Regions from separate parts of the Homo sapiens genome. Here all the other regions are linked to region 2. Evidence: chromatin loops called from intact Hi-C (ENCODE). Cell type or tissue: B cell. All regions are shown on one strand. Region 1 overlaps FAM107B (family with sequence similarity 107 member B). Region 2 overlaps FAM107B (family with sequence similarity 107 member B). Region 3 overlaps FAM107B (family with sequence similarity 107 member B).

What was found. A loop is a pair of places that touch in the nucleus more often than their neighbours do. Peaks named below come from ENCODE experiments on the same cell type or tissue, not always from the same donor. Only the 100,000 strongest peaks of a DNase experiment are listed, where the experiment ranks them.
Region 1: a loop joins it to region 2, with 6 times the contacts of the local background. A loop is called at or near these places in 9 of 110 quality-filtered maps.
Region 3: it touches region 2 in a loop (6-fold over the local background); 13 of 110 quality-filtered maps call a loop at or near these places.

What each region holds. Positions count from the first base shown.
Region 1 is chr10:14,749,681-14,752,180 of GRCh38, forward strand. The region is part of intron 1 of FAM107B (family with sequence similarity 107 member B); the gene reads right to left. Among named protein-coding and RNA genes, the nearest start is that of FAM107B, 24 kb to the right of the region's middle. RefSeq lists an enhancer at 1,785-2,500. In B cell, no CTCF peak of the experiment used is centred here; DNase peaks (open chromatin) are centred at 1,451 and 2,081; H3K4me3 peaks cover 1,783 bases; H3K27ac peaks cover 2,500 bases.
Region 2 is chr10:14,647,302-14,649,801 of GRCh38, forward strand. The region is part of intron 2 of FAM107B (family with sequence similarity 107 member B); the gene reads right to left. Among named protein-coding and RNA genes, the nearest start is that of FAM107B, 130 kb to the right of the region's middle. RefSeq lists enhancers at 691-860, 1,364-2,500, 1,391-1,891. In B cell, no CTCF peak of the experiment used is centred here; a DNase peak (open chromatin) is centred at 940; H3K4me3 peaks cover 1,259 bases; H3K27ac peaks cover 2,500 bases.
Region 3 is chr10:14,739,532-14,742,031 of GRCh38, forward strand. All of the region lies in intron 1 of FAM107B (family with sequence similarity 107 member B), which reads right to left. Among named protein-coding and RNA genes, the nearest start is that of FAM107B, 34 kb to the right of the region's middle. RefSeq lists an enhancer at 1,608-1,657. In B cell, no CTCF peak of the experiment used is centred here; a DNase peak (open chromatin) is centred at 1,390; H3K4me3 peaks cover 1,345 bases; H3K27ac peaks cover 2,138 bases.

The DNA of each region.
Region 1 (2,500 bases), 100 kb after region 2:
TATCTGGACCATCTCTCCCCATTGCCCTCTTCCATCCCAGGGAGCAGGGGCACCATCCTCCCTACCATCCCGCTGAAGTCCCTAAAATTGCCAGCAACCATGTCTTTTGAGAAAAGGCACAGTTCCAAAACCACATTATGCCAACACAAATGTGTTATGGAGGGGTCATGAGAGCCACTAGCACGTCCACAAAGAGTTCTTGAGAGAATGAAACCTAAGGTCAGAAACAGGGAAGGAAAGATAGGTCTAATCCCACCTGGGAACGCCAGGAAGGCTGCCATGCAGGAGGCACCTCAGAGGCCATCTTGAAGAGCGAGGGGGTGGGGCCTAAGGCACCTGGGAACTCCGGAAGTTGGAAGCGAACAGCTCCAGCGAGGAGGGCACCAGGAAAAAATCACCCTGGGCCAGAAGAACAATATGGAGGCAAAGCCAGGATGAAAACCCATTGGTAGCATCCTCAAGGCTTTCTTATGGAAGAAGAATTGCTCTCACCCACAAGCGTCTTCTAAAGGTATCCCCAGAGACAACTGCCTGTGGCTAAAGCCAAGACTTGGGGCATGGGGTGTCTTTGGAAACCAGGGGAGCCACATCGTAACGGAAAGACATAAACATAGAACTCCCTAGAAAAGCATTTTTTTAAAGCACTGCAAGCCGAGCATGGTGGCTCAAGCCTGTAATCCCAGCACTTTGGGAGAGCAAGGTGGGTGGATCATTTGAGGTCGGGAGTTCAAGACCAGCCTGGCCAACATGGTGAAACCCTGTCTCTATTAAAAATACAAAAATTAGCTGGGCGGGATGGTGCACACCTGTAATCCCAGCTACTCGGGAGCCTGAGGCGGGAGAATCGCTTGAACCCGGGAGGGGGAGGTTGCAGTGAGCTGAGATCACGCCACTGCACTCCAGCCTGGGCAACAGAGTGAGACTCTGTCTCAAAAACAATAAAATAGCACTGCAAAGCTATCAAAGGCAACACCGTTCTAGTCTCAGTTGGATATGTGGCTCATGCCTGTAACCCTGGCACTCTGGGAGGCTGAGATGGGGGAATTGCTTGAGCCTAGGAGTTTGAGACCAGCTTGGGTAACACAGTGAGATGCTGTCTCTACAAAAAAATTTTAAAAATTACCTGGGTGGTGCATGCTTCTAGACGGGAAGGGGGCTCCAAGGGTGGCTTCTTGGAGAGGGATGGGACAGAGTGGGGACCTGAAGGCTGTGGGGTGCATGGGCAGATGCTGGACACCCCTCAGGGTACCATGAGGAATCAGGGGTGGGCACGATGGGGGAGCTTGGCCTCCAGCTTTTTCACTCTTGTTCCAGTTCAGCAATCAGGAGCAGACCTGCCCAAGGCATGGTTTCCATGGTGGCACATCTGGGAGGGGCCTGGCCCCATGTGCTGTTGACATCCGCTAGGTAATGAGGAGGAAGCACATGGGCCCCAGCTGGGCAGATGGGCTCTGCACATCTGCTGCCTCCCTTCCTCATTAGGGTCCCAGGGGAGCGGCGGAATCCAGACACAAAGACCCCACCCCAGCCTCCCCAAGGAGGATGCACACATGGGTTTCCAATGCAACTCTTCATTATTAAAACGAGAGGACGTTTTGGGAAAATGTTTGATGTTTGTACAATTTCTCATACACAGCCCTTGTCCTGCCAGGAGCTAAGTGTGCTTGGACCATACAGCATGGCCTGTGCTTGCTTTTGTGAGCAGAACAGTCCAGCTGGGAAACCACCACTGAGAAGGGGAGTCTGAAAACCTAGGCTGTTCGAAGCACTGGGCAGAGCTCCCAGGGAAGACAAGTTGAATAGAGTGAACTTATATGGGATTTTTTTCTTTTTTTTCTTAGAGACAGGGTCCAGCTCTGTCACCCAGGCTGGAGTGCAGTGATGTGATCAGAGCTCATTACAGCCTTTACCTCCTGGGCTAAAGCGATCCTCCAACTCAGCTTCCCAAAGTGATGGAAATTACAGCCGTGAGCCACTACTCCCGGCCTCCTTATAAGGAAATTATTTGAAAAAACTGTGAGGAGTCCTGGGATCCCCAGAGATCTATCGACCCTACACAGCTGCTTCTAGAGTTGACTCTGTGTTCCGCAAGAGCTGCAGGGCCAAGAGCTTGAGGAAGTGCCAGGCTGCTGAGAGAAGGTTGTAACGCACCGAGACTGAAGCCCAGGCCTGGGCTTCCACTTCCGCCTCCAAAGGAGGTAAAGGGCTGGGAACAAGACCAGTGAGTTTCCCAAATGGCTGGGAAGGTGAGAAGTTTGCAAAATGAATGAAGGGAATCAGAAAATAGGTTTAATCCATGGCACCTCCCTTGCTCTGGGTTTCTGGTGTTTTTGAAATACCCACTGGTTTCCCTATTGTGATATTTACTGGGCCAAGGAGGATTTTTTTCCATTTCAGACTGATGTCACTCCCAGCCTGTTGGTTTCCCAATATCCCATCTGCTGAGGCAGCAGACTCCCGCAGGGAGCCTAAGCCATGGGCTGTGGCCAGAGAGACAGGC
Region 2 (2,500 bases):
ACCACAGTCTTGGCCAGATTTTCAGTGCTACAAATCGATACTAACCAACTGGTAGGCAGAGACGTATAACCATCTCCTATAAAATTGCTAATTCAGTCTGGGTGCAGTGGCTCAGGCCTGTAGTCCCAGCACTTTGGGAGGCCAAGGTGGGTGGATCACTTGAGGTCAGGAGTTTGAAGCCAGCCTGACCAACTTGGTGAAACCCCGTCTCTACTAAAAAAAGTACAAAAAAATTAGCCAGGCATGGTGGTGGGTGACTGTAGTCCCAGCTACTCGGGAGGCTGAGGCAGGAGGAATCACTTGAACCTGGGAGGCGGAGGTTGCAGAGGAGCCAAGATCGTGCCATTGCACTCCAACCTGGGTGACAAAGTTAGACTCCATCTCAAAAAAAAAAAAAAAAAAAGATTGCTAATTCAAACAGTAATATGGATTGCTGTTTGAAAATGAAACAAGGCATTTGCAGTCAACAATTCTGGACTCATCTCAGAGTTATATGCCATGGTCTGTACCAATGACCAATGCTCTCAGTAAGGGCTGTCTCCAGATGCCAAGGCAATGCGGTAAACACCCTCTAATATTGCCCCAACCAACTCATATATTCAAATATGTATTGAGATGCTGACACAGTTAAGGAAGGCAGAATTTGTTAAGTCTTCTGCGGAGAAACTGAAAAAATGGAGTGAGAATCCATTTTTAGCGGAAAAAAAAAAAGGCGATATAAAACATTTTCTTAAGAGGTTTAGCATATTTGAAAAGACGTGCCAAAAAAAAAAAGTATTCTTTTACTAATTCAATTAAAATGATCTCAGTCACTTCGGTATTTTCCATTTCTGGTCAAAATCTAGACAACAAAGAAGGAAGTGTCATCTGAGGTAATTATGGTCTAACCAGGAGCAAAATAGGCCCCAGGCCTCACAAGGAAGCTTGACTGAAAGAGGAACTTTGACTTAGTAAAACCGAACTGCTGGGGTCGAACTGACCAGCCCTAATTTGGAGCAGGTGCAATCACTCTGGCCATTTGCTGACAGGCAGCATGAACGAGGGGAAACAAAAAGCCCGGAGAAGTACTGAGTGCTAAGAGGCTTTCAGAGGCGCCTGTTGCTAGGGAACCACTTCCTCTGTGTTCATACCCAGCGAACTCAAGCTATTCAGATATCACTGGAATAATCTCTCTCAGGCTCCGAGGGGAAAAGAAACAGCTCTCAAAGCTCAGACGTCATGGTAACACTGGGAAAAGCCCAGCTTTTCCAGCAGACACCGAAGAGCCAATGATACCAGGAGAAAACCAGAAGTGAATGGGCATCTTGTGTTTTATTGAGACACAGAGGACAGGCACCTTCTGCCTGACCCCACCCAGGTGCGTCGGTGGCAAACAGTGACACACCCACAACCCACATGTAATTTTACTATCAGTTCTTTGAGAATGAGATACTGTTCTCTTCATCTTCAGAACCCACGTCATCTAGCCCAGTACTTTCCACACCATTCTCCAAGTTGGTTTAATTCAAGTTCTTCATTCCATAAATATTTATCGAGGACTTGGTTCTATGTGCACTGCATGGATGCTATGATAGAGATTAAAAAAGACACAGAGACAATTCCCCTAAAGAAGCTTCCTGGTCTTAGAAACACAAACGAGGATGAGGTTTGTCTACAAATAATGGTAACACAATGGCAGTATAAACAACATGGTAGGTTTCATTCGTAAGCCAAATATAAAATTCTAAGCCCCACAACCAGCTGAATGGACCTCTCCTCTTGGCCAAGGGCATTCTAAAATAAGCACACCAGTTCAGGCCATGATGGGAATGCATGATCAGACATGCCTCAGTTTATATTGCTCCCTTTGGAATTCAGGCACTGCTGACTAACATTAGCATTAAAACAGAGACCATAAGACTGACAAAACAGACTCTGCGTAGCAATAAGATAACCACATGACAGACAGCAGGACCTGAAAGAAATCAAGATATTTTATCCCAAAATACATTTCTTTGACACATTTTGAAATGGCACTGCAAAGCTGTCTCTTGTGGGGAAAACCTATGTTTTATAGAGAATTCCCTTTCCTTTCCAGGTCTTTTTTCTGATCTAGGAGAGAATTAACTAAGAGTCTGGCACCTTTTAAAGTCTGTTAAGAAACATTTACCATCTAGTCTCTCTGAAGCCTGCTATCTGGAGGCTTCATCTACATAATAAGAACCTTAGTCTCCACAACTTCTTATCTTAACCCAGACACTCCCTTCTATTGATTCCACATCTTTAGATAATCACTTAACACTTTCAAGCACTTGCCAATCAGAAAATCTTTGAATCCACCTGTGACCTGGACACCCCCCACTTCGAGTTGTCCCACCTTTTCCAGACTGAACCAATGTACATCTTACCTGTATTAATTTATGTCTTATGTTTCCTTAAAGTGTATAAAACCAAGCTGTAGTCTGACCACCTGGGCACATGTTCTTAGGATCTCCTGGGGCTGTGTCACAGGCCATGGTCA
Region 3 (2,500 bases), 92 kb after region 2:
GGTAGAGGACCAATTTTACTCCTGGAATGTGTGACTTGGGCCTGACCAATTATCATCAGTGCCTGGCATATAGTAAGTGTTCATGATGAATGAATGAATGAATGAATGAGCGAATAAAGGGAAAATATTTCATTTCCCAGACCACAAGAATTGTTTTAGGGATAGATACATAATTCAAGTTCTACAACTTGTGCTAGAAAGAGGTATTCTCTTTATGCTGAACTTGGAGTTGTGGGCATGTATTCCTAAAGCCAATGAGAGACACCGTGAAGTGAATCCCTGCAGGAGACTGGAGCTGGCCCAGGGGAAAGAAAAGCCGAGACACAGAAGGAGCAAGACAGAGTCCTGATGGCACTGTTTGACATCCAACTATCTCTAGTTGGTCTATCCCCTGGATTGTTTGCTTGAATGGCTGAAATTTATGCACTGACAACATCAAATTGCGGAGAAGATATAGAGCAACAGGAATGCTCATTCACTGCCTGTGGGAATGCAAAATGATACAGCTACTTTGAAAGACAGTGTGGCAATTTCTTACAAAGCTAAACATAGGCTTACCATATGATCCAGAAATCATGGTCCTTGACATTTACCCAAATGAATTCACACAAAAACCTACACGTGAATGTTTATAGAAGCGATATTCATATTCGCCAAAACTTGGAACCAACCAAGATGTCCTTCAATAGGTGAATGAATAAACACACATGTGGAACATCCAGACAATGGCCCATTATTCAGGTATAAATAGAAATGAGCTATCAAGGCACAAAAAGACATGGAGGAACACTAAATGCATATTGCTAAGTGAAAAGCCAGTCTGAAAAGGATACATACTGTATGATTCCAACTTTATGACATGTTGGAAAACGCAAAACTATACAGACAATAAAATGATCAGTGGTGGCCATTGGGGTACGGGGGAAGGAGACATAGGTGGAGAACAGAGATTTTAGGGCAGTGAAACTATCCTATATGATACTGTCATGGTGGAAAAGTGACTTTCTGAATTTTTTAAAACCCATATAACTATACAACACAAAGAGCTAACCCTAATGCGTATATGGGCTTTAGTTAATAATAATGAACTAATATTGTTTCCTCAATTGTAATCAATGTACCACATCAATGCAAGATGTTAAAAATAGGGAAAACTGTGTGCACAGGGAGGGGACAGTAAGAGGGGATTATGGAGGCACTCTGTACCTTCCTTCAATTTTCCTATAAACCCAAAACTGCTCTAAAAAACAAAGTCTATTTTTAAAATGAGCTAGACAGAGTCCTGATGATATCATTTGTTATGCAGCTGTGCCTAAAAATAGTCTAGCCCCTGGACTATTCAGCTGCAAGTCAATACATCCTCTTTTTAGCTTAAGCAAGTGTGGGTTCATTTTCTGTCACTTGTGATCAAAAATGTTCTGTTAAGTGTTAAAAGTAAATCCAGTTTGGCGGCCAGGAAACGATGTGTGAAAACTACAACAGGACCTGATTGGGCCCTGAGAACAGTCAACAGGTGACATTAGGATTTTCCAACAAGCAGACAGCACTGGGATGGGGCTCCCCATGGCTTTGGGAGTCAGAGGAGTGGCTGGCAAGATGACAGCCAGAATCAGGGTACCAGGTGAGGGTTTGGGGGCAGGAACCTGGGCTACAGAAAGAGGAATGAAAAGAGCGAGGCAGGAGCTGAGATATTGAGCAGATTGTCAAGACAATCTGCTCAGGAAACAGGTAAAACCAGAAAGGAGTAAGGCTTGGAGTGTCAGACTAGTGAGGCCTAAAGCCAGGCACCTGGAAGAAGAGGGAGAGTTAGCCCATAAGGGGCTTGTTTGCCCCACCTGAGAGCAAGAAGAGAGGAGGGCAAGAGAGGAGCCCCGTGTTTTAGGCCAGAGAGAGAGCATCCACTAAGGTCACCGCACCAGCCTACGAAGAAGTCTTTGAGGGAAAGCAGCACTGAGTGGAGAAAAGTGTGAATCCCTGCATCTCCAGGAGGGATGGAGGATACCCTCTGCCCAGCCAAACACTGACCCCAGATCTGAGCCCCAAGGGGAGTCTGTTTTAAATACCTTTCTTGAAAACCCACCAATTCCTTCAAATCCAGTCACCAGCACTGTTATTTTTTTCTTATGTTACATGTGACAAAATGGTGTTATTCTTCCTCTCCTCGACTTTCCATGCATAACTCCCTTTTTTTTTTTTTTTTTTTTTTTGAGATGGAGTCTCGCTCTGTCGCCCAGGCTGGAGTGCAGTGGTGCAATCTCGGCTCACTGCAAGCTCCGCCTCCTGGGTTCACGCCATTCTCCTGCCTCAGCCTCCACAGGCACCCGCCCCCACACCAGGCTAATTTTTTTGTATTTTTAGTAGAGACGGGGTTTCTACTAAACCCCATGTTAGCCAGGATGGTCTCGATCTCCTGACCTCGTGATCCACCCACCTCGGTCTCCCAAAGTGCTGGGATTACAGGCATGAGCCACCGCGTGCGGCCAACTCCCTAACTTTCTGA